Linked DNA regions of Mus musculus: regions 2, 3 and 4 are each linked to region 1. The links are chromatin loops, found by intact Hi-C in ENCODE. Cell type or tissue: left cerebral cortex. All regions are shown on one strand.

Region 1 (8,000 bases):
CCCTGCACTGGGAGAGCAAACACGAAACCCTCGATTCTATCCACAGAAACATGGGAAGCCAGATGTGGTGGTACACAGCTGGAATCCAGGAGCCGGTCACAGGAAGATGAAAAGTTCATGGCCCAGACTTAGCTACAAAATAACTTTGAGACCAGCTTGGGCTACATGAGACCTTATTTCAACATCAACTGTACAACAAAATAACCTACCGACCCAACACTCTTCAACTTGGTGAATATTGTCATGATTCACTATACAGTGGCTTCACTCCACTACATCCACTGCTACGCAAGCAATGAATGGTCAGATCCAGATAAAAGCATGCATGAGTGGGGAGCTCAGAGGATGAAGGGTGCTCTCTTAGATCTGCACCGACGGAGATGGAGACTACAAAGGGCTGCCTCTACAGTTCAGTGTGAACAGGTAAGTCCCTGGGAGTCAAGGAACAAGGCATGGGCAGCTCTTCAGCAGGTCAGCAGGACACAAAGAGGTATCACATTTTCACAAGGGATGCAGGGGGCGGGGTGTTCTTTGCTAGAAGGGTCCATTTCTGCACGATCCTCTACCTCCTGTCTCCAGCCCTCTCCTCTGCAGAGGGTACCATCTGATCTTAAAAGTCCTCCCCCGACCCCCGGATGTTATAATGTTGAAGGCTTGGCTACCAGTCTGTGGTACCACAGAGAAGAGGTGGGATCTCTAAGAGGTGGAGCCTACGGGGATGAATTTGGGATGTGCCTTTGAAGGGGACCTTGGGACCCAAGCCCCTTATGCTCACTCCTCCTGCTTTCCGGCCCCCTTGAGGTGAGCAGGTTTGTTCTGTATACTCCTGCCAGGATGCTTTGCCTTACCACAGGTCGACAGGCTAAGGATCCGACCACCGTTGGCTAAAAACTGTGGAATTATGAACCAAAATAAATTCACTCCTTTTTGTAGGCTGAGTGTCCCATCACTGTCTCCCAATTCCTGTCCTTTCGACTTCTGATATTGAGATTCAGGACCGGGCTGACAGCCGTGGGTGTTTACCTGTTTTGGATGCAGCCTCTGCAGCAAAGTCAGCCGCGAACTTCTTGAGGACTTCAGCGCTGTCTTCCTTCACGAAGAGCCCGATGAAGTTGGAGGAGGTGTACAGCTCCAGGGGCAGTGGGGCTGAGAACTTACATTTCCATCGACTGACAGTAGTCTGCAGGGCTTCCCCCAGAGCATCCACCTTGCTGTCCTCGCACTGGGGATGGAAAACAGACAGGCGTCATTATAGTGGGGGGGGGGGGCGGGGAAAAGCCTGCAGCCCCTCGGCACTCAGCCTGCCCCCAGAGAGCAGAGGCTGATGATGCAATTACTTAACCAGCATTCCTGTCCATGAAGAAGGGAAGAGCTTTGGGATCTCAATTATCCAGACACTGATTACCCATCCATCCATCCATCCATCCATCCATCCATCCATCCATCCATCCATTCATCCAGTGGGCAAATGAAACTAAGAAATGCATCATGACACCTCTTGCCCTCCTCTTGCTCTGTTGTGATCCTGGGAACCTTGCCAGAATGCTACCCGATTTGTTAAGCAGAAAACAAAACCCAGGGCTAGAGGTCCAGTTGTTGGTTAAGGGAAACACAGTTTCAGAGTAAATATTACGGTATGGTAACAACAGCTAGAAGCCACACAATGTATTCTTGAAAATTGCTAAAAGGGTGGATTTTAGATCTGGGAACAGGGTGCAGGGTTGGAGCCCTTTCTTAGCATGTGAGAGGCCTTGTGCTCAATTCACAGCCTCAAGGGCAAGCAAGAAGATGAGGGTAGTAGGTGGTCAAGGAATTACCACAAGCCAACAAAGACGATAGGCAGTGTATATAGGAACTGGCTCAGTCAACATCCTATAATGCTTACATAAATCAACAGTCACACCAGATACCAAAATCTGTCAATTATGTAAGTTCCTGGAGCTGGGGAGATAGATGGCTCTCAGAGGCTAAGAACACTAGCTGTTTGTGGATGGCTGATATATGCTCGGCCTAGGGAGTGGCACTATTAGAAGGTGTGGCCCTGTTGGAGTAGGTGTGTCACTGTGGGTGTGAGTTATAAGACCCTCATCCTAGCTAGCAGCCTTCAGATGAAGATGTAGAACTCTCAGTTGTGCCTTTACCACACCTGCCTGGTTGCTGCCATGTTCCTGCTTTGATGATGGTGGACTGAACCTCTGAACCTGTAAGCCAGCCCCAATTAAGTGTCGTCTTTATAAGAGTTGCCTTGGTCATGGTGTCTGTTCACAGCAGTAAAACTCTAAGATACTGTTCTTGCTGAGGGCCCACATTTAGCTCCCAGCACCTACATGATGGTTCACAAGGCTCTCTCACTACAATTCCAGGGCACTCAACACCCTTCTCTGGCCTCCGTGTGTACCAGGCATGGGACTAGTGCACAGACCTACACCTATAAACTTAAAACAAAATGTAACCATAATCTGGAGGGCGGAGCAGAGGGCGTCGCAGAGTTGGTAGAGTGCTTGCCTAGCATGCAGGAAGTGAAGGCTTCCATCTCCAGCCCCACATAAAACTGTGCGGGGAGAAATATTTCAGATGTGGTGAGGTCACATCTACAAACTCAGTACTGAGAAAGAAAGCGAAGGTGGGAAGATCAGTAGTTCAAGGTCATGCTCAGCTTGACTGAGTTCCAGGTTAGACTGGGAGACTTGAGACTCTGCCCCCTGCACCTGCACCTGCCAAAAAGGCAGGCTAGGGAGATGAATCAATGCGAGTGGGAGCTTGCTTTGGAAGCATGGGGTCGGGAGTTTTAATTCTAGGCATGGCACCCTGGAGGTATATTGTGTTGAGTCTCCTGGAGCTGTAGTTATAGACAGTAGTGAACCATCATGTTGGTGTTTGTTAGCGCAACACAGGAAATTTGAGGTAGTTGGAACCCAATAGCTCACTTAGTCAGTCAGCCTGTTCCCCCCGTCCCCCAAAGTGAGGTTCCAGTTCAACTAGAGGCCCTGTTTCTAGAGAATAAGGTATCTGAGATTCAAAGGAGGACCAGGGAGAGGAGAAGGAGGAGTGGGGAGATTGGGGGTGGGGGTAGACAAACAAAGAAGTAGGAACACAGCCTCTAGCACTCTTTCAGCTGCTCCTCAGACAGCTGCTGTCTTCATCACCATTCCCATGATGCTTTGGAAGAAGAAAGAATGAGGCTGTGGAGCGGTGACATCATCCACCTACCCTCTTCGGCGGGTTGGGAGGAAGCATGAGTGTCTCTAAACCCTAACTGCTTTCCTGCAAGATCCTGGGATGATTCAGAGGAAGTGATAATCAATTTAATTTTCAGAGTGAGTTGCTAGAGACAAGGTGTTAGGAACATGTTATTTACCTGAGACACACACGAAGTGAGAATTCTATCCAGAAGGGGGGGGGGGAAACCAAAGCAAAATATATTTTTGAAAATCGTTTTAAAAGGCTACCATCCTGCATTGTGAAGTCCGTGTGAAGTCAACTGCACCACTGTGGGGGTGGAGGTAAGGGATGGATGCTTCAGCTGTTGTGCTGTGGAGGATTGCCTTAGCCTGTAAGCAAGCTTTCCCACAGCTAGGGCGTGGATGAGGAACTGTGGCAGGAGAGAGTTATCTCTCAGTCTCTAGAAAACTCTAGTAAGACCTCATGCTGATATCACGCGAGGGAAGTGGCTTTTCCTGTCTGTAAGCCACTTATCGTGATCCCTACTCTCTCCGTTCCTTCCCCTCCCCACCCAGAGAGTTGGCCAGGCATGGTGGTACATGCCTATAATCACACTACTGGGGAGGTTGAGGCAGGAGGATGATCAGGAGCTTCCTGTTGTCCTCAGTGATGTAGCAAGCTTCAAGCTAGCCTGGGCTATGAGGCTCTGTCTCAAAAATAAACAGGAAGAAGTGAAGCTCACTTGGAGTCTACACCATACAAGCACGAGGATGTGAGTTCAAAGCCCGGGACCACCTAAAAAAAAGCTAGGTGTGGTAGCATGCGCTTGTGATCGATCCAAGGATCAGGGAGGCGAGACTGGGGATATCTCTGGGGCTTACTGGCCATTCAGCCTGCCTGGACTCCTTAGTGAGTTTCAGGCTAGACTACAAGGTGGATGGATGGCTTCTGAGAAATTACATCTGAGTTGGATAAGGTGCTCATGTGTGCATTCACACACACACACACACACACACACACACACACACACACACACACACACACACACACACACTCACACTGATATTCCTATCCTAAGAGTGGAGTGAATAGACAGTAAACACACATGAAGAAGCTACATCAATGGCTGACAGGCCAGATTTCTACCCACCAAGGGTCAGGCTTATCTATCCTTCCAGTTGTAGAAGTATATCACTGTCCTCATGCACTGAACCCCGATGTTCTAGGGCCTCAGCCGATGCCAGAAGACTGAAAGTAAGGTGAGGCCTTCACTGTGAACCACACTGACCCCTGGGAGGTCCACCCAGTGCTGGGAGATCCTAAATATCTCCTTGGTCTTCCAGAAAAGCTCCGATCTTCAGTTCCGGTCCTCAGGGGCTGGCTGAGACACTGGGGAGACAGGGAGTGCAATGTGGCTCACCATGAAGAACTGGCAGAGAGTGATGTGGGGGAAGATGTTGTGGGCCTTGTTCTTCCCGCAGATCTGCTTGGACTGCTGCCAGAAGTCAGAGAGCTTCTGGGCTAATGGCCCTGTCGGGCGGAGGTAGAGGACATACTCCCGAGGCAGGGGGTCATCCAGGAAGGGGTCACCCACATGGGAGAACAACCTGTGGGAGATAAGAGAGACAAGAAGGCCTTGCTGGGAGGACAATGGATGAGGAGGAAGGGAAGAGGTTTCCCACCCCAGGACCACAGGGAGAAGGGCTTCCATTTGTGCTATAAGAATCCATCCTTTGAAGCTTACACACCCAACCAACTCTCAGATGGAGAGGCTTCTGTTCTCCCCATCCCACAACTCCCTAAAAAAAAAACCCAAGCCGCTCTCCAGGAAGCATCCTTGGGTTAACTCCAAATCTCTTCCCCACAGAGGAGTTTCCTTGCACACACTCCGTCCTCCAGCTCAGTCTACTCCGGAGCTCTTACGCCTCCAAAGCAGAAGGAAGGTCCAGGAGGGTGGCCTGTGGGCTTCTCCCAGGGAATGACATCCTGGTAAACGAGTGAGACATTTTTCTCAATTGGCCAGCTCAGCATCCACAGTGCACAGCGAATCTTGAGGTGACTGGCAGACCTCAGATAATGGGAGCCTCTATCTGGGAGGATTTTGAAAGCCTTTAAACAGATCCAAGGAGATACACACACCCTGGGGCCAGGGCAGAGGAGGCAGTCAGCTTGATAAATGGGCCTGTCTCTTCCCCTCCAGGAAGGGTCCAGTAGAAAAAGACTGCACACCCGCACTCATCACAGACACTCAGAGTTAATTACATGCTAGTTTCTCAATTTATTTATTTCATACCAACCAGTCACATGCTGCCTGAACGCTTCTTCCTCCCGTGGATGCCAGAGCTTTTTGTCTGCGAAGAGAAATCAAATATCTATTGTTAGTATTTTTAGCCTTCCCCTCAGCTCTTCTCAAGAGGGTGGAGTGGGCAGGGGCGACATCAGAGTTTGCCTTCCCTCCATGGCTATCTATGTGGCGTAGGAAAGATGCCTGCAGCAGGGGCTCCCTGAGGGTCCCAGGAAGGCAGGTGGAGTCATCAATTTCCATGTAATTAGCATTGGATTTGCATGCAGCCCGACATCCCGACATCCCACCATCTATTTTCAGTTGTTTCCACATTAGGGTTTTATTTTCACTTCCCTAAAAGTTGTCATGTCTTTGCTTTTTCTCCCTCGATTCTCACCCACTCATTCCCAATGACCTAGATCCCCTACTGAGCGGATTCTTACTCACCACCCTTGATGGAATGGGTGAGGAAGGACATGAAGATGCCGTGCTAAATAGCTACAAGGACACTTGCATAAACTCATAAAGGAAGTGATTCCTCTTCTTTTTCCATGCCCAGTGACCCAGGGGGATCCATCATCACTAATTATTTTACAGACATCTTTGGGGAAAAACAGAGCCAGGAGGTGCTACTACCAGTTACTTCTGGCGAGACTGCTCAAAGCCCTCCTGATGGGCCAGTAGCTACAGGAGACTCTCTACAGTGAGCCCTGCAAGGCCAGGTCTGTCAGAGCCACAGAGATCTGGGTTCACATCCTGCTCCCACTCTGGGTGCAGGGAATAAAACTCACATGGTCCCTGTCCCTGTGGAATTCCATCCAGTAGGCAGGAAGACAGAAGCTAGAAGCTAACTATCTGATTATAGTGGGGGTAAGAACTGTGGAGGGAAGTGGGTATGATGGCAGACATCTTTGATCCAACACTGGGGGAAGCAGAAGTCAGCCTGGTCTACTACATAGAGAATTCCCCACCAGCCAGGGCTACAAAGTGAGACCTTGACTCAATAGTAATAGTAGTAGTAATAGTAGTAGTAGTGGTAGTAGTAGTAGTGGTGGTAGTAGTAGTGGTAGTGGTAGTAGTGGTAGTGGTAGTAGTAGTAGTAGTAGTAGTAGTAGTAGTAGTAGTAGTGGTAGTAGTAGTGGTAGTAGTAGTAGTTATAGCAACAATAGTAGAAATAGAAATAGTAATGGTAATGGTAATGGAGGGAATGCCTGGGAACTTTGACAGCATACAGAGGTCTAATGACAGCACTGAGGCAGAGGCGCTGTGAACTGTAAGGTGGCAACTCACTGGGAGTGAGTGGCCTGGTGGTGAAAGACACTTAGCACCTCTACTCTGCCATCGAATCTAAAGATGGGAATTATTTCATGGAGCCTTGGCCAGTGCCTGACACATCACGGGTGGCAGCCAGTAAGAGATCATTTTCAAAGCAGGGCATCAATATTTGACCACTTTTGTGACCCTTCCACTAAGGGCTTGGAGTCCTTGGGCAGAAGGGAAGGGAAGGAATTCAAATTGAACTGTCACTCTTCCCAAGCATTCTTTTCCTTCTCGCCCGTGGAACCTGGCTCTCTCTCTTTCATGACCCCCCCTTCTCCATGGACCACTCAGAACCACGAGTGGGTGAGTCTCTCGGTCAGGCTGGGAGGGACCTCAGACATCATTTGTGAACCCAGTTTCTTCAGTCTCCCAAGCTAAACTCCAGTGGAGAGATGTGAGGAAGTCTGCTTAAAGCGAGCCTGGCTGAGGTACCGCTTAGCAGACGGGCTACGGTTCTACCATGGCTGAGAGCTAAGTCAGGCCCGGCTCCCCTGTGATCAGCTACCCGGAGCAGCACTGCGAGATACAGACTTAACTCACTGAGATGAAGTCCCAGAGAAGTGAGGCAGACCCCTGGGAAAGGAAGCTGGTCAAAACCAGTCAGAAGCAGGGAGCACTCATCTCTACTACCATACCTTTGACAGCTGTCCCAGGCTGAGACCCATGCCTCCCGATTTTTTTTTTTTTCAGGTAGAGAAGCCACCTAAACACAGAAGCCCACCAGTCAGGAGGAGTTGGAGGCCATTCAATGCCCCCAGAAGGACCCATTGTTCCAAAAAACAATTGGAATGAGAACTCATTTTCAGCCCAGACAATGTGCTATTTATATAGAGCATCCAATTTCTTTGTCTTGCACCCTTCCCCCCAATGAAATACAGCTGACTGAAATTTAATTTATTTCTTTGGAGGAGCCACGAGAATCCTCTGGAAATGAGAGATCTAATTAAGTTATGGTCTCCCTAACTTAAAAGACGTGTTTTGGAGAAGGTTCAAGGGGGTGGGGTGGGGGGAATGGATTGAGATAATGAAAGGGTTGAGTGTGATAAGTCTGCGATAAAGGTTAAAGAAACCCAAACAATTCTTTCTGCAGAACACAAGGCTGAGGGAGGAGAGTCACACCTAGCACACCCTGCCCAGTGAGAGTCAGCGGTGTTGGCAACAGTACAAAGGTTTCAAACACTGGTTTTAAACCTTTCTCTTTAGATTTATTTTACTTGTAGGTTTGTCTGCATGT
Region 2 (8,000 bases), 55 kb after region 1:
ACACACACACACACACGCATTGCAACGTGCGCATTCGTGCATGTGTGTGTGCATGTATATGGCTGCATAAGGACATGTGTGCACATGTGTAAAATTCCAAAGTGAATGCTGAGCATCTTCTTGGATGGCTTTCCACCTTATTGATGAATGGTCTGAGCCTGGAGTTTGCCATTTCAACTACTTTAGCCAGCAAACTTGGTCCATTTCTGTAAGTTTCCGCTAGTTCCAAGAAGTCCCTACCTCTCCTTCTTAAGCACAGACCTACAGGTGGCCACCCCACCCACTCATTTCCTCCTGGCTGCGTTCTGGGCATCTGAACTCTGGTCCTTGATCTTGCATAGCAAACACTTTAACCACTGAGCCACGTCCCCAGCTCCACTGTGCAACGTTTTGCTCTTTAAAAGTCTGGTAACTGTGCTAGAGAGGTAGCTCAGTCAGCAGTGGGCTTTGCCTTCCATACCTGAAGCCCTGGATTGGACCTCAAGAGCTGCAGAAACCCAACATGGTTCCATATGCTTGTGTATTCAGAAGGTGGAGGCAGGAAAATCAAATGTCCAAGGTTTCACAGTGAGCTTCAGGCCAGCCAGGACCCTGTCCCACTAACAAAATCTACTACTAAGCATGATGGCTGATGCTGACCTCCCAACCCAGCCTGGTTCTTTCCCCTGTTTCCTAGAGTCAACATCCTGTGAATGCCAGACTGGCATCACAACCATATTTCTTCCCTTGGTTTTGTCATCTCCAAGTAGGAGAGTGTTCCTCTCCTAGACCTTGGGTCCCTCAGTGAGTTACTTTTACTGATGTCAGTAAATCTGTTGGCCACACTGACTAGGTCACTAGTGTTGGCTAGCTGGTGCTTGGATTCCAGTGAGCTCCAACCTGGCAATGGTAATTTTGATCTTGTTTTTCTGCAGCCAAAACACAGATATTGGGTGAAGGATTTCTCATTTGGTAGAGTGTTTGCCTAGCATGACCAAAGCTCTGGGTTTGATGCCCAACATGGCATAAAACTAGGTACACTAGACCATGCCTATAGTCCCAGAACTTGACAGGAAGAGACAGGAAGATCAGAAGTTGAAAGTAAAACTTAGCTACATTCTGAGTTCGAAGCCAACCTAGGGATGTGTGAGCCCTTTTCTTCCCCAAACCGTAAAGTAAAATAAACCCTTTAGTAGCCCCTTCGAGCTCTGTTGGTTCCATCTCCCACCTTCCTTTGCCTGCTCATTCCACTGAAACAGCTAGTCTAGGCATCATTTCTTTCTTTAAAAAAAAAAAGATTTCAACTTATTTATATTCATCATTTCTCTAATCCTCTAAACATACTGCTGCCCCAGACCGTTGATGTCCCCTGGTCCCCCTGCCATGACTGTTCCTGTTACGGAATCCACGTGGCTTCTGAGTCCTTTATTAGCTTAACGGACATTTCTGTAACAAATAGAAATCCCTTCCCTTCCTTCCTGCTTTATTCTTTTCCAGATTACTCTCTGAGATACACACATTTTTATTGTGTGGTCTCTTCCCTCTAGTATGATGGCAAAGAGATTTTTAAATCACATTGACTCCTGTAACCCCAGAGACAAGGCCAGCATCTGGCACACAGTAGGTGTTCAGCTAGTATTTGATAAAAGGAAGATTAGTCCAGATCAGGTGATTTTTGTTTGTTGGAAGGGATTTCTTTTGCTTTCTTTCATGTAACTCAGGCTGGCCTTGAATTTCCTACACAGCTAAGGGTCATTGACCCTGAACTTCTCATTCTCTGTCTCATAAGCGCTGGGATTACAAGCATGAGCCACACCCAGTTCGTGTGTTACTGGGGATCAAACCCAGGGAGGGCTTCTTGCATGGTAGGCAGGCAGCCTGCAAATGGAGATACATCCCTAGCCTTCTAGATTAGTTTTAATAACAGGTTCCAAATAACCAGGCCAGCTGGTATTTTGTTAACTTCCACACTCTTAAAAGCAGGGGTGTGGTGGCAGGGCAGACAACTAGGCCTTTGTTTGTTTGTTCGTTTTGGTCATAATTACTATTTCCTCGGTGATAGTATTTTCTGTATTTTGCTCTAGCTCAAAGCTTCCCTGAGGCTAGTTGACAGAGTGAACTTGCCTAAGAGTTCAGTGGTTCTCAAGATGATTTCCTTGTTTCTTTGTTGGAACGCCATCCCTTTAAGAGTCAGATCCAGACGGCCTGTTCAGCCGACTTCCAGTGTTAAAGTTATTTCCAGTGGTGCGTGGGTGGGAGGAGGGAGCTACGTTTGTTCCTTAGTGGTTTGGAAAGGCCTTCGAAGATGTCTTCCTTTCCTACCCAAGTCAGTTCATTCCCTTAAAACCCTTTTCCAAACCACGCAGCACAACCCCTTAGACTAGGCAGCCTTCAAGGCGCACTATCGGCTCTGGGTGACATTTGGGAGCATGTTTCTCCCCTCTTTAGGATGTGTCTTAGGAGAGGGTGACCTTTTCTCCTTGGGGAGTCACAGAATGATAGTCATACAGTGTTCTGTGTGGACTGACAAGATTCAGGCTTTTAGTTCTCTGGAGAGAGTTTTGCTCTGGCATTCACAGGGTGTTGACTCTAGGAAACAGGAGAAAGAGCCAGCCTGGGTTGGGAGGTCAGCACAGGAATTATCAGTATATGGAATCTATTCAAAGCCAGGAATATGAATAAAACTGATTTGGGAACAGCTGGGGATGTGGATCAGTAGGCAGAATACTTGCCTTGCACACACAATGCTCTCCATTGGACTCAGAGCACCATAGGAACCAGGTGTGATGGGGTTGCCTGCAGTCCCAGCCCTTGGGGAGAAGAGGCAGGAAGAGCACAAGAAGCTCTATATATAGCATCTGTACAGCAAGTTTGAGGGCCTTGGTTTTCAGCCTGGGCTCCTCCAATATTTAGGGGAGGAGATGAAATAACTCACAACAGGATCTGAGCAGAAGCAATTAATGGAGAAGGTGGAGAGAGGAGACTCCTGAAGGCTAAGTACGTTTAAGAAATCATGAGCCAAGGAGGACTCAGCCATCTTTATGTCTTGCTGGAGATGGAGGATGCAGCTGGCTGTGGACAGGGCGATGCTGTGATGTCAGTACCCTCAATAGGAAAGGAGACACTGAAAGTGGGAAGAGTAGAGAATGCAGAAAATGCGCTGAGAAGTTTTACTGTTAGTGTGTTTTATACCTTAGGTTTGGCCGGAAGGGGGAACAGAGGACATGAGCCCTCACTGGAAGCCCAGTTGCTCCTGCCGTTGGAAACTTCTCGACTGACAAGAGAAGCTAGTACTGATTCTGATGTCATGGGGCCTACGCTAGGCTTCTTACTCTTGGACTGACACAGTCGCAGGAAGCCAGTGCTGATGATGTCATGGGGCCTACGCTAGGCTTCTTACTCTTGGAAACTTATTTTCAGTAGAGAGGTTAGAGAGAGAAAGCAGGAGGGCCAGTGCAAATGTAAGATGTCGGAGTGTTGGGTCTTCCTAATGGCTGTTCCATCACAAATGTTAATGGCAAACTTTCACCTGCCCCCAGCTTCCCAGATAAGTTCAGCACAATTAGTAGATACTGGTGGATATCTAGGGCAGAGTGGGGACCTGACTTAGGAGCTATGGGGTCTTGAATTACTCTGACTTTTGATTACACTGGTTAAAAGATCTCTGTTAAGTGGGCGTCGGTGCTGCTCCCTGCTGTCTTCGGTTACAACTGAGGTCGTAGTTCTCAGGTTCTCAGAACAATATTTGACATGAAGACAGTGTTACTTGGTTTTGTATTTCCATTGCCCGAGTATTCGGGTCACTCTGCCGTAAGGAACACATTCTCCTTTTCCTTTCTCAAAATGCAGGTTGCGTGAGGTAGCCTAGCTTTTTATTTCTAGCTTTCTATCATCTTACTGGTCCCGTTCAAATAGTTTTCACAATAATAACAACAAAATGTGTTCATGGGTGAGACGTATTGTTCATTGAGAAAGCATTAAGTTAACGGTACAAAGTCCTTGAGTAAAGAAAAAAAAAACCTAGGACTGCAATTTTTTTCTGCATTCTACTATCACTCTCAATACAAATAGTATTTTACGAAGAGTCTGTTGAATGCGGTATTGATTTGTTTGTATGTTGGTCATAACTAATGGCTGGAGAGTCCCGTGATGCAAATTTTAAGGATCCCAATTTTAAGGATCAGGAGGCTGGTCCTCAAAAGTTGAAGGAGTTACTTGAGGCCAAATAGCTCAGCAGAGCTGAGAGGCAAAGCCAAGTGAGTAGACTCAACAGCCCTCCCTGGTGCCTCTCGGCACTGAATGCATATGCTGTGAACTGTCACAGAGACCAGCAGGACTTTACAACTCTGTAGATAAGCCTGAGACCTTATAATAGGTTGTTTGGAACAAGGAAAGTGACAACTGAATTAGGTCGAGTGTGTATATGCAGCTCTTCTTGGGTGGCTTTAAGTCCTGGGTGAAAGAATCCCTTATAGTTGAGTGGCAGGCTGACTGTAGTCTCCTGTCTGTCTTCTTTCCTTGGATTGACACAGATCTGAGCCTGAGTTTCCCCAGCACAGCTGACACCTAAATACGAGAAAATGAACAAGACTTGGGAAGTTCGGGCTCCAGGCTACTCTCATAGGGCTTCCTCGGGGCTCCCTCTGAACTGCCTGCCTGTGTCAGCGGCCTTGTCTTCTAGGTCTAATGTCACCCTGTCAGTGGAGAGAAGGGGGAAGGGAACCGGAAGTCATTTGCTGATGCTTGACCAGGCCCTGTGTGACTTCTCAAAAGCTAAGGAACCGCCACCAACAGCCACAGCAGTTCTTGGAGAACAAGACACTCTGGGCAGCTTAAAAGGACCTGCGGTGACACCCCCGGGGTGTAGCAGTGGAAAACAGACACACTTCAAGGGGCCTGTTTCCCCTCTGCTGAACATGGGGTACTCACAAAGCTAATTATAGCCACCATCTCCCCACCCCCACTGGCAGCAGCTGACATCACCAAGCCCTTGGGCTGATTGCAGTGATTCAACCACGCCTAATACTTGTGGCTGGGGACCACAGGTTTCCAGACTATCTGGGTGTGGCCAGAATACCTTCCTTGGGGCTACAGGCTCATGATGCCCTGAAGTGATTGTTTGGGGGAACCATAGACTAGGATCACTTCTTTGGGGGCAAAGAGCTGTATCTACATCAATCAGTATAGAATTTCTTTTAACTCACTAAACGGACAATACAACATGATCAGGAAGTTCCCTCCAAGTCTTCTCCCCATAGTCTCTGTTATTTCAGTTACAGGGGGTCCTAAGCAGTTCTTGGGATGAGAAATCAAGATCCAGAAAGAGGCCGAGGATGGACAAGGAAGACAGGATCTCTTCCCTCATCCTTACTTTAAGGCTCCGGGGAATGGTAAGATAATTGGAGGAAAATATTGAGACCTAGAAGACGTGGCCGCTGACACAGGCAGGATGTTCAGAGGGAGCCCCGAGGACGCCCCGTGAGAGTAGCCTGGAGCCCGAGCTTCCCAAGTCTTGCTCAGCTTCTTGTATTTAGGTGTCAGCTGTGCTGGAGAAACTCAGGCTCAGATCTGTGCCAATCCAAGGAAAGGAGACTGGAGACTACAGACAACGTGTCTCTCTATGATAGATAAACTGTGAGGCTGCGGCAGCCATGCCCATGTCTTAGGAGGAAAACAGGACCGTCCTTCCTCTCTCCCTTCCAGCAAGTTCTCTGGGTTCTGCCCTGCAGCCTGACCTGAGTCTCAAAGTAGACAATATGAGGTTGCCATCCTCCTGGGGATAGAGGGAGCTCATGTCTGTAACCTACATTTCCTTTTAGAGTTGACCAGGTTAAAAACTCTAAGCTGAGAGTTTCTGAGAGACATCCTCAGAAGATCAAAGGACATTCAATGTCCCAAGGCATAGAGGGGCTGGAGATTTCCTTTCAGGATGTTCATCGTCCCTACCTGTACCCCAAGTTTTCTCTTCATCCTGGACCTCAACAGGCTCCACCCACTGCCTCCATGGTGTGCCTTCTACTCCAGCATGGCCAGAGAGTGCCTGTTTAAGTCCTCTCCCCACAGGGTCTGTCCCTGAAGGAAGCTGCTGGACCCGTGACCACTTTAATCTCCTCTGTTTCTGGAACCTTCTTGAGGCTGGAACATGCAGATTTGACTAAATTTCAAGGAGCTGAGGTTCATAAACCCCTAATCTCAGGGTGACTGGCCTGATAGTCAGAGGACCTTGGTGGAGGCTGAAGAACTCACCCTGCCGGGTGAGAGCGCAGCTGCGAAGCACACGCTGCATCCTGCAACGCAAACAGAAACTTCTGCTGCCTGTTTGGAATTGGGTTTTGTAATTATTCCTTGCTGAGGGAGGCAAAAGCTGTGTACATCAATGTGATGACTTCGGAGGACAGAGAGAGAAGCAGAGGGGGCTGAGGGGTGCAGAGAGGAGGAGAGCAGTAGTCAGCACTGTGGACTTCCTTGGTGGCTCTCCAGAAATATCTGCCATGAAAGATCAGTAATGCTCCTCAGAGATGAGAGCCCCTCGCTACTCACAGTAGTCAGGAAAGGCCTGCTGATGCAAAAGCTTACTGAATGGTGTCTGCAGACACTCATAACATAGCAAGTGTAAGACCTCATTCCTAATGGACATTAGCAGCAACAGTACAGGTCTTCTGATGACAACAACCTCCCATCAACGATGGCAACCATGCAAGTCTGTTCCGACCAGAGTGCTCCCCAGAACTGCCTGTCAATAACAGGAAGAAGTAACATTTCTTAGGTGCTATTTACGTGTCAAGCACCATGGAAGCACTTAATGTGTCTAGCTTAATTTTCAGAGCAACTGTGACGTAGGCATTAATTAGTATTGTCTCATTTCATACATGAGCAATGGAAAAACTAAACAATAAAGTTGTACCGGCAGTATGTGAGACACAAACACAAACACAAGCTTGCCTGAAATCCGTCTTTAGCCATCATCCTGCCCCATTTCCCCACGGTCAATTGTCATGGCATCACTGTGAGCAAGGATGCAAGGAGGAAGTAAATATACTAACACTAGAATCTCTAAGCTTACTGATAAGGAAACTAACTGATGTTGGGGTCGGGGGAGTGACAGGTTGGTAAGTGATTGGTCCAGCACCATACAGTTCAATAGCAGCATAACCAGCATCCAGAGCCAGCAACAGAGCTGGTCTTGTGCTGCCTCCATTCCATCTCAGCATCTCTGGATGATGCTTTTAGAGTGAAGGGTCCAACTGTCAGTTGACCCCTTTTAAAGTAAAGGCAGGAGAATAAGTTCAGGAGGAGTTCCTTGTCTAATCCTAAGGCTTGGATAAGGAAGGGGATTTAGCTCCGGGATTTACTTAGCAGGGCTAACCAGCTTTCTGAGTCTCAGCTCAGAAGTGCAGGAGTACCACTGTTCCTTCACCCTGGGGGAAAATCCCCACTGTGGAAACCTACCTGCTTCTAGAAAGACATACTCGGTGGGCTAGTCAATGTTTGTTTGGGGTTTGGGTCAGGAGGTGTGTGGGACGCCTACTGAGTCTTCCCCTGGCTTCAATAGTGAGGTTCTTCAGTTCAGGATACTGTTCTAAGGCAGAAGAGTCTCTCACCACCCTTAGTGTCCTCCCTGTGTTCAACAATGATGCAGAAAGTAAGGAAACACAAATGACCAACTAGGACCTCATGGTGCAAACCTGTCCATCCCTCTGGGACAGGATGGAAGAGAACATCAGAGAGAGCCAGGGGATCCCTCTCATGTGCCTTCCTTCTCCTCGGAGGAAAGAGCACACAGCCCCCGGGCGCGTATCTATCTAGCTACCCTTTCAGAGCGGGAATGAACTGACTCCCCAGCTCCTCACCCCGAAGTTACTCATCAGCCACCACCCTCTGGGGCACTTGGAGGACAATGTGGCCATCTGTTTTCCCTGTACACTCCACATCCGAATAGTGAACATAAATTTATCTCCTAGCGCCTTCCAAACGCGCACAGCTGAATTCCATTGCTGACTTTGGCACTCGCTGCTGGTATC
Region 3 (8,000 bases), 110 kb after region 1:
AAGCCACAGAGAACATACCCCGAGGTCACCCTGGTGGCCCAGCCAGGCAGTCTGCTGCTTTCAGCTCTGTCAAGCACTTAACAAGCCGGGGCTTATTAAGAGCATTCCCCTGACAAGGCTCCAGCAAGGCCCTGGGGTTAAGTCAACTCCAGGACCAAGCATGGTACAGCATAGTTCAGAATGGAACCTGGGCCTGCTGGCCTGGCCTCTCTGTAGCCATCCAGAGTCCAGTCACTGTTATACCCTGAGGAGTCTGGCCGGTAGCCCCGGCTTCAGCTCCTTCTCCTCAGAAGGCTAGAAGGGTCTCTTTTCATCTGCTACATCAAGACTTTTCTGGGACCTCAGGGTATGTCCTCTGTGGTTTGTCACTCCTCTCCGAGGCTTTGTCACCTCACATAACCTTCTATTCATTCTGCTCATTCCTCTCTAGGCAGGACTGGATGCTCCAGTGAGTATTTCTGGTCAGGTAAGTCTGGCAGTCCTCCTCCTCCTCCTCCTCCCTCTCCTCCTCCTCCTCCTCCTCCTCAGCTCTCCACACAAAGTTAAAAGTCTGCCCTCAGAAATCTGCAATAGCTGTCTCTTAACGACCTGAGTCGACCCACTAAGGTGAAAGGCAGACACTTGTGTCTTTAGGGTGGGATAGGGACCCCATTCAAGCCTCCTTTGGAGCCTTGTGTGGAGACACATGTGTATTATCCTACCAATGTGGAGAGAGAAGAAGAAGCAGGAAGACCAGGAAATAAAGGCCAGCTTCAGCTTTATAGTGAATTCAAAGCCAGCCTGGAATATAGGAGACCCCATGAGCATGAAAACAAAACAAAACAAACAAACAAACAAAAAAGCAAAACAAAACCTGCTCAGGACACTGAATTTGGTCAGGTGACACCAAGAACACCACTTCCTGTTAGGAGAAATTTAGCTAAGAGCAATAAACCCCACCTCCCACCTCCCTTCCTTAGAGCTTCTCTGTTTCCTCTTGGATAAAGGAAGGGAGGCAATAACAGAAACAGTAAAATACTTTGTGGTAGGCTAACTAATGACTCTCCAAAAGATATCTATGGTCCCCCGCCCCTTCCAGGTTTGTGTGTATGTGTGTTGGTTTTGGTTTGGGGGATGTTGTTTTGTTTTGTTGTTTGAGACCGGTTTTTCTCTGTTTAGCTCTCTCTGGCTGTCTTGGAACTCACTCTAGATCAGGCTGTCTGCCACTGCTTCCCATGTGCTGGGATTAAATGGGTGAGCCACCACTGCCAGGTGCCTATGTCTCAAAGAAAAGACTTTACAAGAATGACCTTATGAACCCTATAGGTGGAACAACATTATGAACTAACCAGTACCCCGGAGCTCTTGACTCTAGCTGCATATATATCAAAAGATGGCCTAGTCGGCCATCACTGGAAAGAGAGGCCCATTGGACTTGCAAACTTTATATGCCCCAGTACAGGGGAACACCAGGGCCAAAAAGGGGGAGTGGGTGGGCAGGGGAGTGGGGGTGGGTGGATATGGGGGACTTTTGGTATAGCATTGGAAATGTAAATGAGTTAAATACCTAATAAAAAATGGAAAAAAAAAGAAATTTAAATAAAAAAATAACTAATTAAAAAAAAAAAAAGAATGACCTTATGACGTTCAGGAGTGACTTTGACATGGGTAATTATTCCGGATTACCCACGAGACCACAGGGCAATCTTATGCATTCGTGGAATACTACTAAGCCATGAAAACTAACAGAGTCCTGCCATTTGCTGATGACAGGGATGGACCTGGAGTTGATTGTATCAAGAGCTTACCATCAAGCTTGCTGTTCTGTGTTTGCTCCTTGAGACCCATGTGATACAAGGAGAGAACTAGACTTTCATAAGCTGTCCTGCCTGCCTGCCTTTCTTTCTCTCTCTCTCTCTCTCTCTCTCTCTCTCTCTCTCTCACACACACACACACACACACACACACACACACACACACACAGAGAGTTTTCTATATGTATCATAAAAGACACCCAGAGGGTTTAGTGCAAAGAGAATACAATTAGGGATACAGACCGGGTGGAATGAAATGGGGTAGCCACAATCAAACAATTCCCATGAGCCACCAGACGCTCTCCCCCTGGAGCCTTCAGAGTGAGAACAACCTCACCAACACAGTTTCACCCCAGGGAGAGCAACTTGGAACATCTGTCCTCTAGAATATGGAGAGAATGCATTTCTGCTGATTAAAGCCATCCAGCCTATAGCCATTTGTTTGTTCCAGCAGCTGATAGAAACAGATACAGTGTTCCGACTTAGTGCCTGTCTACATCCACACAGAACCTCATGGCTCTTCCTTTGAGGTCTGACAGTGCAGACAGCAGGCCTGGGTTTGAGTCTCTGCTTTCCTCCGAACTAGTGTGACCCTAAGTATGTTGTATAACCTCTTTAAACCCCAGCTTCCTAGGTCATAAAACAGGCATGGAATATGTCTTCACTAAGCTGGGTAATGTAAATAAAGTGTTTCCAAGCCTCAGTAGTATGTCGACAGTAATCTTGCTCTTGTGCGGTCTCAGGGATTAAAGAAGAATTAATCAAGCCATCATTTTAGTCTGTCATGACCGGAGCAAGGCCTCTGAGGACCACAGAAGGAAACAGACTGTTCCCTTAAAGCCCCGCTGAATATCAAATATGAACACATAAAGAGCCCACTGAACCACTTCTTCGTTTATTTAATCAATTTGGGTCCTTGATTCTGATCTCACCTCAGGAATGGCAGCTGCCTGGAACTAAGCAACTTCTACAGTACATTTGGACTCCGCTCTGGTTCTCAGGAGGCTCTAGATCGCCACCCATCCTCAGGGCCTTCCATGGAGGACCCCCACTTGGCACCCCATGCAAAACCCTTCATATCTTCTCCAGGTGTTGTAGTGTTTTGGAAGTCAGCAGAAAGCAGAGGTCTCGGTCCACTTTGTAGCCTTTCACGGAGCGGGCCAAACAGCACTGCAGCCTGTCTGAGCAGGTTGGCTAGGACGATGCATTCCTGAATAGGAGTCTTCTCTCCTTAGACCTCCCCCACGTTAGTAAGGAAACAAGGCTCCCAGTTAGGACACCTGGAGTTACCTCGTGAATGAAAGCCGAGGCAAGAACGAACTTACTGACTCGACCCTATCTGATTAAGTTCGCCCAACTCTTCAATTCTGGTGACGTAACTGAAAGAGAGAGCAGCACCTGCCACCATCCCGAACTTTGTGTCTCCACCGAGGAAATAAGCAAGCCAGGAATTAACCAGAGAAGGCGACGGCTTTCTATCAGGAGAGGTTCCAGCCCCTTGCCCTGGTGTGCACCGGCTCCAGAGAACTGTTGCAGGCTGTCGCTGGCAACCCTGCTCTTCCCAGAAGGCTACAGCTACAGCCACCTGTGCTCTCTTGCCCTTCACCTGCCCACCCTCGGAAAGGAAGGAGGAGGCAGGAGGGCAGCCCCCCCCCCAACCCCGCCCCATACTTTTGAGCACCCACAGCTTTCTGCGCTGCCGTCACCACTGACGAGAACCCTGGTCCCCTGGAGGAATCACTTCTTCCCATTCCATCCTCTCTTATCAATGAACACGCAGCGACACCCACGCTCCCGCTCCTCCCACTCCGGAGGGAGCCGGGAGCTCAAGAGCGACATCCGGAGCTGGAAGCCTCTGCAGCGGGGGCGCCGGCCACCCTGCCCCGCTGCCCCTCGCCTTTCGCCAGCCACCAGTAGACCGACCCCTAACCTCCGCTCCCAAACAGCTCACCACTCTGGATGGATAAGGGATCCAAGTCCTCCAAGGGACCCGCCTCTCCCGGGCTTAATATAAGAGACCTCTGGGGGAGCGCGCGCGAACCGCCCAGAGCTACCAGCGAAACCCGGGATTCGAACCTGATACCCCGGCCGTCCAGCATCCCCAAGCAATCCCCTAGCCCGACACTCCCGCCGCCAGCGCGCCCATCGTGTTCCCCTAAGCAGGTTTCAGGCAGCGCCAGGATGGCGAGCCGGAGCGAAGTCGAGGGTCGCGGGGCCCAGGCGGGTGACTTACGCGCGGGCGCGGGGAAAGCCCATGGACAGGAGCACGTCCAGCGCCGACCCATGCTTGACTGTGCCCGGGCGCTGCAGGCGGTCCCTGCGCGGGGTGACTTTGCTGTACAGCTCCTCGCGCGCGGCCATGCCGAGGGCTGGGGTCGCGGTGCCGAGTGCCCGCTCAGTGGCCGCCCATCGCCCGCGCGCCGGGGACTGGGGGTCCGGGGAGGACGGTGGGGGCGGTGCTCCCAGATCTCCGGGCGGAGACTGACGCTTCCTGGAGAGGCCACTGGAGCTCGGCGCGGGCCGGTGGCTGCTGCGGGTCCGACCTCAGCCCGCGGGGTCCCGGAGTCCCAGCGTTGCGCCGCTGCAGCCTTCTCTGTCCTCCGCCCCACCAGCTTCTCCTCCCCGAGCTGTCCGGGAATTTGCAATGAGTAATTTTTGAATGGATCAAAAAGGAAAAGCAGCCTTGTGGGCAGGCCCTGCCTTGCCTGCGCCGGGCCCCGCCCCTCTCTTAAAGCGCCCGCGCCGGCCCAAGCTGGGCTGGCTGGATTACAGCCAGCCATAGTAGGAATTGCTTCTAGACAGAAGGTCTCCAGAAGTAGGCCAGTGTGCTTGGATTCGCAGAGCCGTAGCTCTGCCCTTGGCTTGCATATCGATCCATCTGGGCCTCCGGGCTTCAGAATAGCCCATTTCACGTTTCATTTGATCATTGGCGAGGTCAGTAATGGAAACCCTCTGCACGGATGGAGGAGAGGTCCAGAAGGCTAAGCCATAAGACCCGGGAAAAGGTGTCACTTCAAATTGATCTCGCTAAAGTTACAAAGTTGTTACATCACTGTAGGCCGAGTACCTCACAGCCCTCAGTGACTGACTGGACAGCGACTTCTGGAAAAGGGCCTCTGATTCTTGGAAATGGAAGGACCTGAGAGGGCAAAGGCCAGGAAGGAAGGGAGAAGAGAAAGGGGAAGAAAAAAGGGAGGGGAAGCAGAGAAATGAAAGGCTAGGAGCTAGAAGGAGAAGGAACAGAGAAAGGACACTAATTATAGCACTTCCGAATGGAAAGAGCTGACTTTCATGAGTGAGTGCGCACCCTGTCTATAAAAGGGTTCTGAGTCGGGAGTCGGGATCCCTGCTGCATAGGAGCCACAAGTGAGCTCCCACCCCCACCCCAGTAGGACCAGCAACCTCCACCTCAAAGAACAGAAGTCATTACTGCTGTTGCCTGTTAAAGCTTGATCACCTGGAGACAAAGGCATTGTTCTCAATCAAGAACCAATCCCATTTGGTGTAATAGAAGAGGCACAGATCTTCTTTCGGGGTGGGGGGGTGGGGGCGGGGGGAGTGATGATGATGATGATGACGACAATGATAATACCTAATGTTTATTGGATCCATTTGTGTGCCCATGATTGTGCTGAGCATAATGGCTGAATTAACTCATGGGCCTTTTATGGCGCCCTTGAGGATGCCTACCTGTATAGCCTCGTTTTTTTAGAGATGAGAAAATTCAGCTCAGAGGGACAGAGGAAAACTGAAGAGCTCCAGCGTGAAGAGATGGAACTTTGACTCCCCGTGGTGCCCCGAACAGGTCACCTCTTCCCCCAAATGGGTTACCTCTACCCCCAACATCCTCGTAGTCCCATCTATACAGGGGTAGTCGGTAGCTCCAGATTCCCCAGGCACTAAAGCTCTTTCCTGCTTGCCTACTTAGAGTGCAGGGAAGGGGGAGGAGGGTGACCAAGATGGATAAAGCCCTCGCCATAGCTTTAAATGTTGCTTTATAAGGCACCCAAGAAAATGAAAGTTTAATCCCCTGACCTCCCATCCTCCACTGGTGTTTCTTCAGAGTATCCGTGGCATTTGGAAGTGGGAAGGTGAGACAGAGGAAGCCTGGGTAGGAATTTGCATATTTCTGCCTAGTGTTATGAAAGAGACCAAGGGCAATTCACATTTCCTAGGTGGGGGAGTTTCTTCTTCCCAGCAGAGGAAATGTCTAGCTAAGGCAGTGGTTGGAAGCAGCTTAGAAAACCATAATCCATAGACTAGCCTCCTTGGGATGTGTTCAGGAAAGTCTACTGGACAGTACCCAGCATTCTAAAGTCTTTTTTTTTTTTCAGATATCTGGGCTTGAGCCAGATGATCTGGATTTCAATCAAGAGAAAATACTGTCTATGGCAGCACTTTGTGCATCCAAAGCTGTGCACAGAACAGCGGCTCCAGTTTAGTGAGCCCTCACTAGATAATGGTGCTGTCCTTAGGGTTGTGCATGTGTGGCTCATTCTGTCTGTGCTTTGGCCGGATGCTGAAGTGACTCTCTCTTGAGAAACCTGCACCCATGTCCTAGGTATGTACTGTCTTCTTGCTAAGAACTTCTTTCTATCAATGCAAGAGCTTAAAGTTACATTGTGATATTTTCTTTTACATTTTTTTTATTTTTTTATTCTGTGTGTGTGTGTGTGTGTGTGTGTGTGTGTGTGTGTGTGTCTTTACAAGAGCACAGCAGTGTGGGTGTGGAAGTCAGAAGATAATTTGCCGGAATCAGTTCTCTCCCTCTACTGTGTGAATCCCAGGGACGGGACTCAGATCTTCAGTGTTCTTCTGAGCCATCTCACTGCGCCAAGTTTTCTTCTTAAATTCCAACTTTGGGGGAGGGGGTGTGTTGGAAAGATGGCTCATCCCTCTCGAGCATTTGTTGCTCTTGCAGAGGACCCAGGTTCAATTCCCAACTCCTACAGGATAGTTCATAACCTTCTGTAACTCCAGTTCCACGGAGTCCGATGCCCTCTTCTGACCTCCGTGAACACCAAACATGCATGTGGTACACAGACATGTATGTGGGCAAAAGACACATAAAATAAAATGAATAAGTCTGATAAAAATAAGCTTTCATAGTAAGCCAACAACCACTTACTGTTTTGACGACAAAGAGGATGCCAAACCATAAGACAGTTGAGTCTGTCTGTCTGTCTGTCTGTCTGTCTGTCTGTCTGTCTGTCTTTCTTTCTGTCTGTCTATTGTTTGTGGCAGTCTTCCTGTGTAGCACAGGTTAACCTCACACTGAAGATCTTCCTGCATCAGCCTCCTTCCAAGTGTTTTTATTGCAGACCTCTGCCCCCCTCCCCATGCCTCCCATGCTCTGTGTGATTGCCTTCTGTGCCCCTTGATACCGTTTGTTGGAGCTGTTTCTCTGGACAGTTTGCTTCAGTTGCTTTTCCCTGCCTCTGGAAAACTGCAGGGCAGAGAAAATGATGGGCCCCAAAACAGTTGCAAGGAGCCAGCAAAGGCCGCTATTGAGAACCTGTCACCTTCAGGGCAAACTGCTTTCTGTTCTGTCTGAGGGCAGTTTTTGCAGAAGTCCCAGCCTGGCTCCTCACCCTTCCTCAGCTCAGTGCCTGGACTTATTTTAATTGGGACGCTGCTATTTGCTGGGCACAGGGCTAGAGGGCTGGCAATGAAGATGCATTGTGCTTTAATTGCATTGGCTTTGAGAGGCGAGGAGAAGCTTTATAAACATCCATATTGTTATGTTACAAAGGAGGAAGAAGAATGAGGGTTCATCTGACAGTGTATCTTATAGCTGTGGGGAAGGAGGAGGCGGTGGGGGTGGGGGTGGGGGGGGAGGGCTTGCACAATGACAGAGCTGACGCATCAGTACTAAGCTGCTGTTCTCTCAGAGGAAAAGCAAGTTGTCACGTCCCTGTGCCCGGTAGTGTCAGAATCCACCCAGATCACAAAGCTCTTTTGTTTATGTGAATACTATTGCACTTCTTGTTACTGGCCCCAGCCACTTTCTTGCAATAGGACTTCCACAGAGACCATAGAGATGCCCAGAATGGGATCAGCTGACTTCACTTCCTCCTCTTCCTCCTCTTCCTCTTCCTCCTCTTCTTCCTCCTCCTCCTCCTCCTTCTCCTCCTCCTCCTCCCCCTCCTCCTCCTCCTCCCCCTCCTCCTCTTCCTCCTTCTCTTCCTCTTCCTGCTCTTTTCCTAT
Region 4 (8,000 bases), 67 kb after region 1:
CTGGACAGGGTCAACTGTGAAGCCATTACTGGGCTTAGGGAGGACAGCAAGTGCCTTGCCAGTTGTGAGATTATCAGCGGGACAGCCACCAGAGAGCCTGTGACAGAAGGCTACTGGGTCTCTAGAGTGCATTTCCTACTTCATCAGTAATCCTTCCTACCCAGAAAAATGTGCTTTCCCCACAAGGTTGAGGACTTGGCTTTGATTCCTGAGAAACACATAGAACCAGGCATGATGGTGGCTCACATCTCCAAGCCTGCTTCTTGTGGAAAGTTGAGAAGTAGACAGAAGAGAATTTAAAGTTGAAGGCCAGCTAGCATGGTAGACGCTGATATAAATAACTAAAAGAGCCTGTCGCAGACAAGATGAGGGGTGAGAGCCAACACTCGAGGTTGTCCTCTGACCTCTTCTCGAAAGGCAGCAGTCATGGGAAAACATACATACTTAAAAAAAAGGAGAGAGAGAGAGAGAGAGAGAGAGAGAGAGAGAGAGAGAGAGAGAGAGAGAGAGAGAGATCTGTTTTCCTGCCCACCACAAAACTAAAACCAGGTCATCATGTTTTAGAAACCCAGACATCATTTCCTCTGTCATAAAAGGCTGGATGATTGCCTACACAAAGCAAATAACACAAAAGAATGAAGCCAGCCATAGTGGCCCATGTGTCTGACACTTGAGAGGCAGAAGCAAGCAATTCTCTGTGAGTTAGAAGCCAGCCTGGTCTACAAAGTGAGTTCCTTGGCATCTAGGGCTACATAGTTTAACCTTGTAGAGAGAAAGGGAGAGAGAGATGGAAGGAGTGAAGAAGGAAGAGAGAAAGAGGGAGGGAGGAAGACAGGCAGGGAAAAATAAATAAATATTAGAATGAATACAAACTCAGAATTAGTAGTCAATTTTAACAATTGACCTGACTTTCATTTAATCTTGTTAGTTAAGAACGTATATCTTTTTAAAGCTAGAATCTGATGGTTTTGCTTCCTGCTTAATGGGGCTGTTCCCCTAAACCTAAGTTCTCATAACCCTCTGAAGTCTTCCTGACTCCGAGTGAGCAGGAAAGGGTCTCCCTGAACATCTGGGGGATGACAGAGTGTGTTGGCATCCTGCCCTGTGTGATGATGGTCTGCCTCTTTCTTCTTTCCAGTCCTCTCAAAGGATCTTGATTCTCCTAGGGACAGTCGCTACTTTCCCACCTGGGTTGTTTGGTGACGTCACACCCTTCTTGCGGAGCATCCACTCTGGCTACCTGTTAGAACTATCAGCGACAAAGAAGTAAAGGACCCAGCATAAGAAGTGAAGTTCCTGGAGGGGATCAGGGTTTCAACACGGCGGTATAAGGGCCTCAAATGGGAGGGGTCTGCATACGCCCGAGACAACGATTCCATGCTTCCTCATAGGAGAAAGCTATCAGGACAGAGATTCTAACAAGGCGGGCACCCTGAAGGTACAGTCAGAGGGAGGAGTAGGCCTTAGTCTCATCCCACCACCACTACCAACCCCAAATACCATGAGTTTACCCAAAGGCCGGCTAGTACATGATCAATAAGGGACTGTATGCTGAGGACCCCGTCCTTGAGGTTACTGTCAGAAGGAAAGCCCACATTTTGGAAAGCCCAAAGATGTCGGAAAGTGTGAGTATTGCACCCAAAAAAGGTTTGGAAAGGCTGACCAGCAGAACCTGTTGCTCCCCAGTGCCCTCTCTTGTTAGCAACGGTTCACGTTAGCATTTCCATGCCACGTAATTTCCCTACCGCCTTTCACCCTGTGGCATTCAACTCTTTGCACTTCATGTTCAGTATCCTGGAGGCATTCAGCCATGGTTGCACAAAGAAGAAGATCCAATTAGAACATTTCCCACCGTCTTTTTCTTTGTTATCCAAAGTCAATAAGATTCTTGGACCCTCCCGAGAAGCAACCATATTTGTTAATCCACTTGGACAAAAAGACTAAGAAATCCAAAGGAGAATCCCATAGCCCTGCAAATCAGCAAAGCCACGTGACAGTGTCAGAACCCGAGAATCTTCGATACACGCGCCCCCCCCCCCACCGTGTTGGTGTTCTTTTTTGTGATGAAACATGTTAAGTGAGGACCCATCCATTGGAGTCCTAGCAAATACAGTATCTTGGGTTATTGTTAGAATAATTCTGGGCAGTTTATTACTTGTTCAGGTGGGGCATCTCCTCACCTGTCAGTAGTCACTTCTACCCATCATAATCCAAACTATTAGCATCATGACCCAAAGTACACTGTTGTGTGAGCAAATGGACAGGTTAAACTTGAAGATGAAAAACTGAGAAGAAATCAAAAAGCTGGGGCTGGCAAGATGGCTCAGCCAGTAGAGAACTGACTGCTCTTCCAAAGGTCCTGAGTTCAGTTCCCAGCATCCACATGGTGGCTCACAACCACTTTTCACACCCGCTTCTGGTGTGTCTGAAGACAGCTACAGTGTACTTATGTATAATAATAAATAAATCTTTGGGCTGGAGCAAGCAGAGACTGAGCAAGCAAAATTAACCGAAGTGAGCCGGGCTGTCCAGAGCGAGCAGAGGAAGTAAAATTCAATTCCCAACAACCACATGGCGGCTCATAACCATCTGTACAGCTACAGTGTACTCACATACACAAAATAAATAAATACATCTTTAAAAAAAATCTGTGTTGACATTTAGGGGTATCTATTAAACTTAAAGAGAATCCTAAGTTTGGAAGGGTTTATTTGTGGCTTCTTGTTTGTAGCACTAGAAGGGTAACCATGGCCATGTACCTTTGTTTTATTTATTTTCATTTGTTTGTTCAGAGACAAGGTCTCCATATGCAGCCCTGGCTGCTTGTGGACATATGACCTTCTTGCTTCCTCCTTCATAAGCTGGGATCATAAGCCTGCATACCTACACACTTGGCTTCCAAGTAGGTGATCTTCTTGTTTTTAATTTAAAAATGCCCTCACTGTTTGCAATTCGGATCAGAGCTCAAAGGGAGAGAAAGAAGCAAAGAGCTCTCAGGGTGAAGCCATTCTACTGGGGAGTTTAAAGGCCCGAGAGGAAGAAGAGTAACTCCCCACCTCCTCTAGCCCTCACTGAACAGCAGGCCTGCTCCAAGGTGGGATGACAGCTACCTCAGCTTCTCCCGTTCCCCCAGACACACACACAGCATGTTGGCTCTTCCCAGCTGACACCCGACTGCTCGCAGTGCACACCTGTGAGCCCAGGTGTGTAAGGCTGCTGGCAGGGACACAGTGACAGCTCTGCCTCTGCTATGTGGGTGCCGCTGCTTTGTGGTTGTCATTAGCAGTTCCTCAATCGATTTCCAAAGTTCAATCAGAACGCGTCCTCAGTGCACGGTAGGTAACAAAATCCTCTGAGACTTATCGGTAGATGTGAAAAGCAAATGCTACAGTTTACCGGCATTTCAGAGAAGAGAGAGTAACAGTGGAGACGTTGAAGGAAATGCTAAGAGCATGTTCCGGCAGCTGCTGGGCAGGATGTGAGCATCTTTCTGTGAGCATCTGCACCATGCTCTTCTGAGTGAGCGTTCTTTGAATTCAGCGAGCATATGATTTCCACCTCTGTTAAGATGCAGAGGGGAGGAGATTTGTCGCACCTGGTGCCAGTGTACTGGAGAGAGAGGGGGTGAGTTATACATTTTGGTCCAGGTCTGCCCATTGCTAGCTCGGTTTCCCTGAGCATATTCCCTGCTCACTTTGACCCTTGAAGTCTTCCCTTCTGTAAAGTGAGACTAATGCCTGTCCGACGATATACTGAATGGGTTAAATGAATAATCTGTGGGCAGCAGAAAACTTCGAGATCCTTATCTCCATTCTACTGGACAAGAAACCCCTTAGTCAGAGACCAAGATGGAGAATCAATCTGAGCACATGGTTTCCACATACTACACACTTACACTGGGCACTTCTGGCACAAATGAGCAGCGGTAGGTAGCTGGGCTTGGTGGTGCGACGTCTGTAACCTCAACACTTGGGAGGCTAGGGCAACAAGACTGGGATTTCAAGACCAGCCGGGGCTACAGAGTGAGAAGGGAAGAGAAGGAGGTAGGGGAAAAAGAGGGGGAAGAGGAAGAGGAGGAGAAGGAGGAAGGGAAGAGTTAAAAGGAAGAAGAAAAAAGACAAGGAAGGAAAAGAAAGAAAAAGACAGCAAAGATAGCCTAAAGCAAACATCTCCAACAGGGTGGAGAACTTGCATACAAAGAAGGGTGGGTGGTGAGGTTTGTGGGAACACGGTGGGTTAGAGGGTACTGTAAGTTCTGGCTGGTGTATTAGAACAGTGAGGCCCCAAATAGTACCCAGTATATTCTGTGGTCTGTCTAATGCCCTCCCAGATGCCACCTCCCTATTATATTCCATACTCTCCCATACCATAAGTGTAGTTTTTACTAAACGATTGCATCTATCTGCTTTTCTCTCCTTGAGCTTTATCTGACAATCCTGTTCTCCCATAATCCTACAGCCTCCTTAAGCTGTTCCTTTCTACCTACCGAAGGAAAATGCACAAATCAACCTGGTCCAAATGAAGCAAGCTACTAAACAACGCTCACATGGTTAAGCCGAACACTCCACTTTAGGATATGACACTTCAGTGTCTTGATTAACACTTAGGGGGCAGCGGTGTAGTCATGTACAGTGACGGAGACTTGTGTCTTTGTGTTATCCGGCGACACGCGCAGACACACAGCACAGTCAGTAAAGGACAGAGATGAATATTTACTGATCAAGTAGCTACTACCTGGCTGGGATTTTCAAGGGCCTGGTTATGCAAGGGTGAAGATATTTATGTCTCCTCATTAAAGCTTCAAATTCCTTTTGGAGACACATTTGTTTATCCCCAGTGGAGTGATGAGAACTGGAGCTTAGAGATCCAAGGGAACTGCATGGTAAGTGAGTGGCGGAGCCTGAATTTGAATCTAGGTCTCTATGATTATAAAGTAGCCCAGTCCAACACCCACATTCTGCTGAGGAGGGAACCAGAGTGGCAGCATGACCACTCTATCCCACAGGTCAAGGGCAGGGCTAGGGCTCCACAGTGGAATTCCAGTGGCAGAGGGAGGATTCCATTCAGCTCTGACAGTTGAAAAAGTTGTCAGTATTGAACATGGTCTCCCTTTGGCCCACCCACAGCCGTATAGTTGTGCCAACTTTTAGTCTCAATTCCTGACACCCTCATCTTGCTAACACACTCCAAAAAGAGCTGAGCCTGGTTTTGCTTTGATATAAATAAATTATTCCAAGCAACCTGGCGGGAGTTGCCAACTGGTGGTAGCCTGATCTTCACTTGAAAAAACAACGCAATAAACCACCCTCTTATTTTAACAGCTAGCACAGGGCGGGGCAGAGGAACCCCCACCCACGCTTGCTCTGAGCAGCAAACGTGCAGCTACTGATGAGAAAACAAGATAAGGCAGAATATCTGTCAACACTCAGGCCTCCCCTAGAGAAGGACAACTGTGTATGTGTGTGTGCTCTGCACAGAAGGGAAGCCAGAGGCCAGGCAGCCACCTGGGATGCTTTTGTAATGTGGCCAAGGCACCAAGCACGGCCTACAGAAGAATGGCCAACAGCTTAGATACATAGGCAGGTTCCTCATTGTATAAGTTAGCCGAAGTCTTGAAGGTGTGTGTGTGTGTGTGTGTGTGTGTGTGTGTGTGTGTGTGTGTGTGTGTGTGTGTGTGTTTGTGTTTAGTGACTGGGTGTCCAGGAGAAAAAAGCCTGCCTGCTTAAGAACTAAAAACTCAAAACCCGCTAAGGATGGATGTGTCTAGGAGCTTCCCAGTAGCTTCTATACAAGAACTGGAAATGAGATGCACACTCTACTTGAAATTGTTTTTGGCATGGCTGAGTGAGATGCAGGACGCAGTGAGTCGATACAAGACTCCGGGAAGCATCTTTCCCTGTCTTTTTGAATGTTATCGGTCCACTAGGGAATGAGGTATCCAAACAACATACCCTCGGCATTAAGAGAATTACTACACATAAAACATGGCATGCAGAATGTTGGTGAATAGAAACAAGAAAAGGAACAAAGGAAAAGTGAGCGGAAGAGATGGGGGCTGGGTCAGAGCAAGTATAGCCACTTAGATGTATAAAATACCATAGTGAAACCCAGTGTTTTGCATAATTACTTCAACAGTTATAGAAATTAAGTAGAAAATAAGAGAAAATTCTACACATTGTGTGTGTGTGCATAAATGCAACAGTATCTAGGTAAGTATGAATGTTCACTTTCTCTCTCATCTGTCAGAGAATAATAGGTCACTACCACAAGACCCAAGGAGACTTCTCAGTGCAGGCCACTTTTAAACATTATTAAGAGCCACTGTGGGGCTGGGAGCATAGTTCAGTTTGACTAACATGCATGAAGCCCAGGGTTCAACTCCAAGATCACATTAATCAGGCTTGGTGGGGCCATGTCTGGAGTCCTAGAATTCTTGAAGGGTGGAGAGAGGAGAATCAGAAGTTTGGGGACAGCTTCAACTATATAAGATTCTTAGGACAGCCTGGGCTACACAAAAAATATGTCCAAGTGGAAAAAACTTATGAAGAAGTGCAGGCGTATCCATGACCACCAGCCTGCTATTCCCGGGCACAAGAGAGTACTACCAGTTACGTCACTCAAAGCCACAGTTTCCAACTCCTTCTAAGCTTCCTCCAAAAATGGCAGGGTTAACACAGGAATAAATGCAGGGTTTCAGTTTGCTTTTCTTTTGTGAAACAAGATATTACTTGGTAGGCCTGGCCATTGACCTCACAATGTAGACCAGTCTGGACTCAAACTTACAGAGGGCCACCTGCCACTGCCCCTTGAGTGCTGGTATTAAAGGGCATACGCAACATTAAACTGGGCAAGGTTTCATATTTTAAAGCAGATCAATTGTCAGACTGGGTGTGTGGCTCAGTCGGCAAGAGTGCTTGCCCAGCATGTGTAAAATGCTAGGTTTGATTTCAACCGGTTCATAAAACCAGGTGTGGCAGCAAAACACCTGTAACCCCAGAACTCTGGAGGCTGAGTCAGGCACAGCCCTGTGGGGTCAAGACCAGTCAGCGATCCCTGGTAAGATCACGTCTCCAAAAACAAACAAGTAGATCAGCTGTAAAGAACACACGAGGTCAGCCTACATTAAGCACATGCTGAGAGGCCAGCTCTACCATAGGAATGGGGGATGTCAAAACCAAGATGACCCAGGAACTCTGACACTCAGGGAAGCCCCAGTCCAAGCAGCTTTGGCCCCTGAGTTACACCTGCTCTCTTCTGCCTTCTCCCTCACCCCACGCCTGTTCCAAAAGCTGACTGATAAGATGACTGCATTTGAATCTGTATTCTATTTTAAGATTTCCATTAGAACTCATTTGTTTTTACTCAAACAGAGTTTGAAGTGAAGTTTACATGGACGCCAGACATGGATCGGAAAACCGATTTGCAGTAACAATGAGGCAAAGGCCAGCTGTATTGAAACACACGTGTAACCCCTGCAGCAATCAAGAGGCTGAGGCCAGCCAGGATACATAGTTAAAACAACAACAACAACAACAACAATAACAACAACAACAACACAAAAGCAAAAGCAAAACTGGACCTGTGAGATGGCTCAGGAGGTAAAGGTTCTCAATGCTGAGTCTGAGAATGGAAGTTTGATCCCTGGGACCAACAGGATGGAGGTCCTGAGAGTTGTTCTCTGACTGCCATTCATGCACTAGAGAACACACAGGTGCACACACACACACACACACACACACACACAACCGAGCAAACAAGTAAAATAAATCAAGCAAAAAACCAAACAACCCTCACCCTGATCAACCAAAGAAAAAACCAAGAACCCTGGAAATCAGGCCCCCTTGCACGAGCTACAGTGGTGTTACAGACCAACTCTCACCTCCTCTCTGCTTTGCCTGATGTCACATTGCTCATCCCCAAATCAAGCCCCATTGTCCACTCACCAAGGGTGCTCCCTAATCTATCACAGCACCTCAGATTCTAGGATATCACAGAGGAAA

Evidence for each region. Peaks named below come from ENCODE experiments on the same cell type or tissue, not always from the same donor. Only the 100,000 strongest peaks of a DNase experiment are listed, where the experiment ranks them.
Region 2: a loop joins it to region 1, with 2.1 times the contacts of the local background. A loop is called at or near these places in 8 of 42 quality-filtered maps.
Region 3: a loop joins it to region 1, with 2.3 times the contacts of the local background. A loop is called at or near these places in 6 of 42 quality-filtered maps.
Region 4: it touches region 1 in a loop (2.5-fold over the local background); 6 of 42 quality-filtered maps call a loop at or near these places.

The regions. Positions count from the first base shown.
Region 1 is chr9:41,045,858-41,053,857 of GRCm38, forward strand. Ubash3b (ubiquitin associated and SH3 domain containing, B) reads right to left here. Exons shown (of 14, transcript NM_176860.6): 2 at 5,460-5,513; 3 at 4,583-4,769; 4 at 1,024-1,222. Among named protein-coding and RNA genes, the nearest start is that of Crtam, 45 kb to the left of the region's middle. In left cerebral cortex, no CTCF peak of the experiment used is centred here; DNase peaks (open chromatin) are centred at 3,177, 3,613, 4,664, 5,019 and 3 more places; H3K27ac peaks cover 3,064 bases.
Region 2 is chr9:41,100,596-41,108,595 of GRCm38, forward strand. All of the region lies in intron 1 of Ubash3b (ubiquitin associated and SH3 domain containing, B), which reads right to left. Among named protein-coding and RNA genes, the nearest start is that of Ubash3b, 53 kb to the right of the region's middle. In left cerebral cortex, no CTCF peak of the experiment used is centred here; DNase peaks (open chromatin) are centred at 2,224, 4,789, 5,558, 6,324 and 1 more place; H3K27ac peaks cover 320 bases.
Region 3 is chr9:41,153,273-41,161,272 of GRCm38, forward strand. It overlaps Ubash3b (ubiquitin associated and SH3 domain containing, B), which reads right to left and starts at 4,790. Exons shown (of 14, transcript NM_176860.6): 1 at 4,027-4,790. The coding sequence starts at 4,154. It overlaps Gm35657 (a long non-coding RNA gene), which reads left to right and starts at 5,371. Exons shown (of 8, transcript XR_870644.1): 1 at 5,371-6,354. In left cerebral cortex, a CTCF peak has its summit at 4,399; DNase peaks (open chromatin) are centred at 3,140, 3,595, 3,933, 4,489 and 2 more places; H3K4me3 peaks cover 2,355 bases; H3K27ac peaks cover 1,455 bases.
Region 4 is chr9:41,112,853-41,120,852 of GRCm38, forward strand. The region is part of intron 1 of Ubash3b (ubiquitin associated and SH3 domain containing, B); the gene reads right to left. Among named protein-coding and RNA genes, the nearest start is that of Ubash3b, 41 kb to the right of the region's middle. In left cerebral cortex, no CTCF peak of the experiment used is centred here; DNase peaks (open chromatin) are centred at 4,890 and 5,285.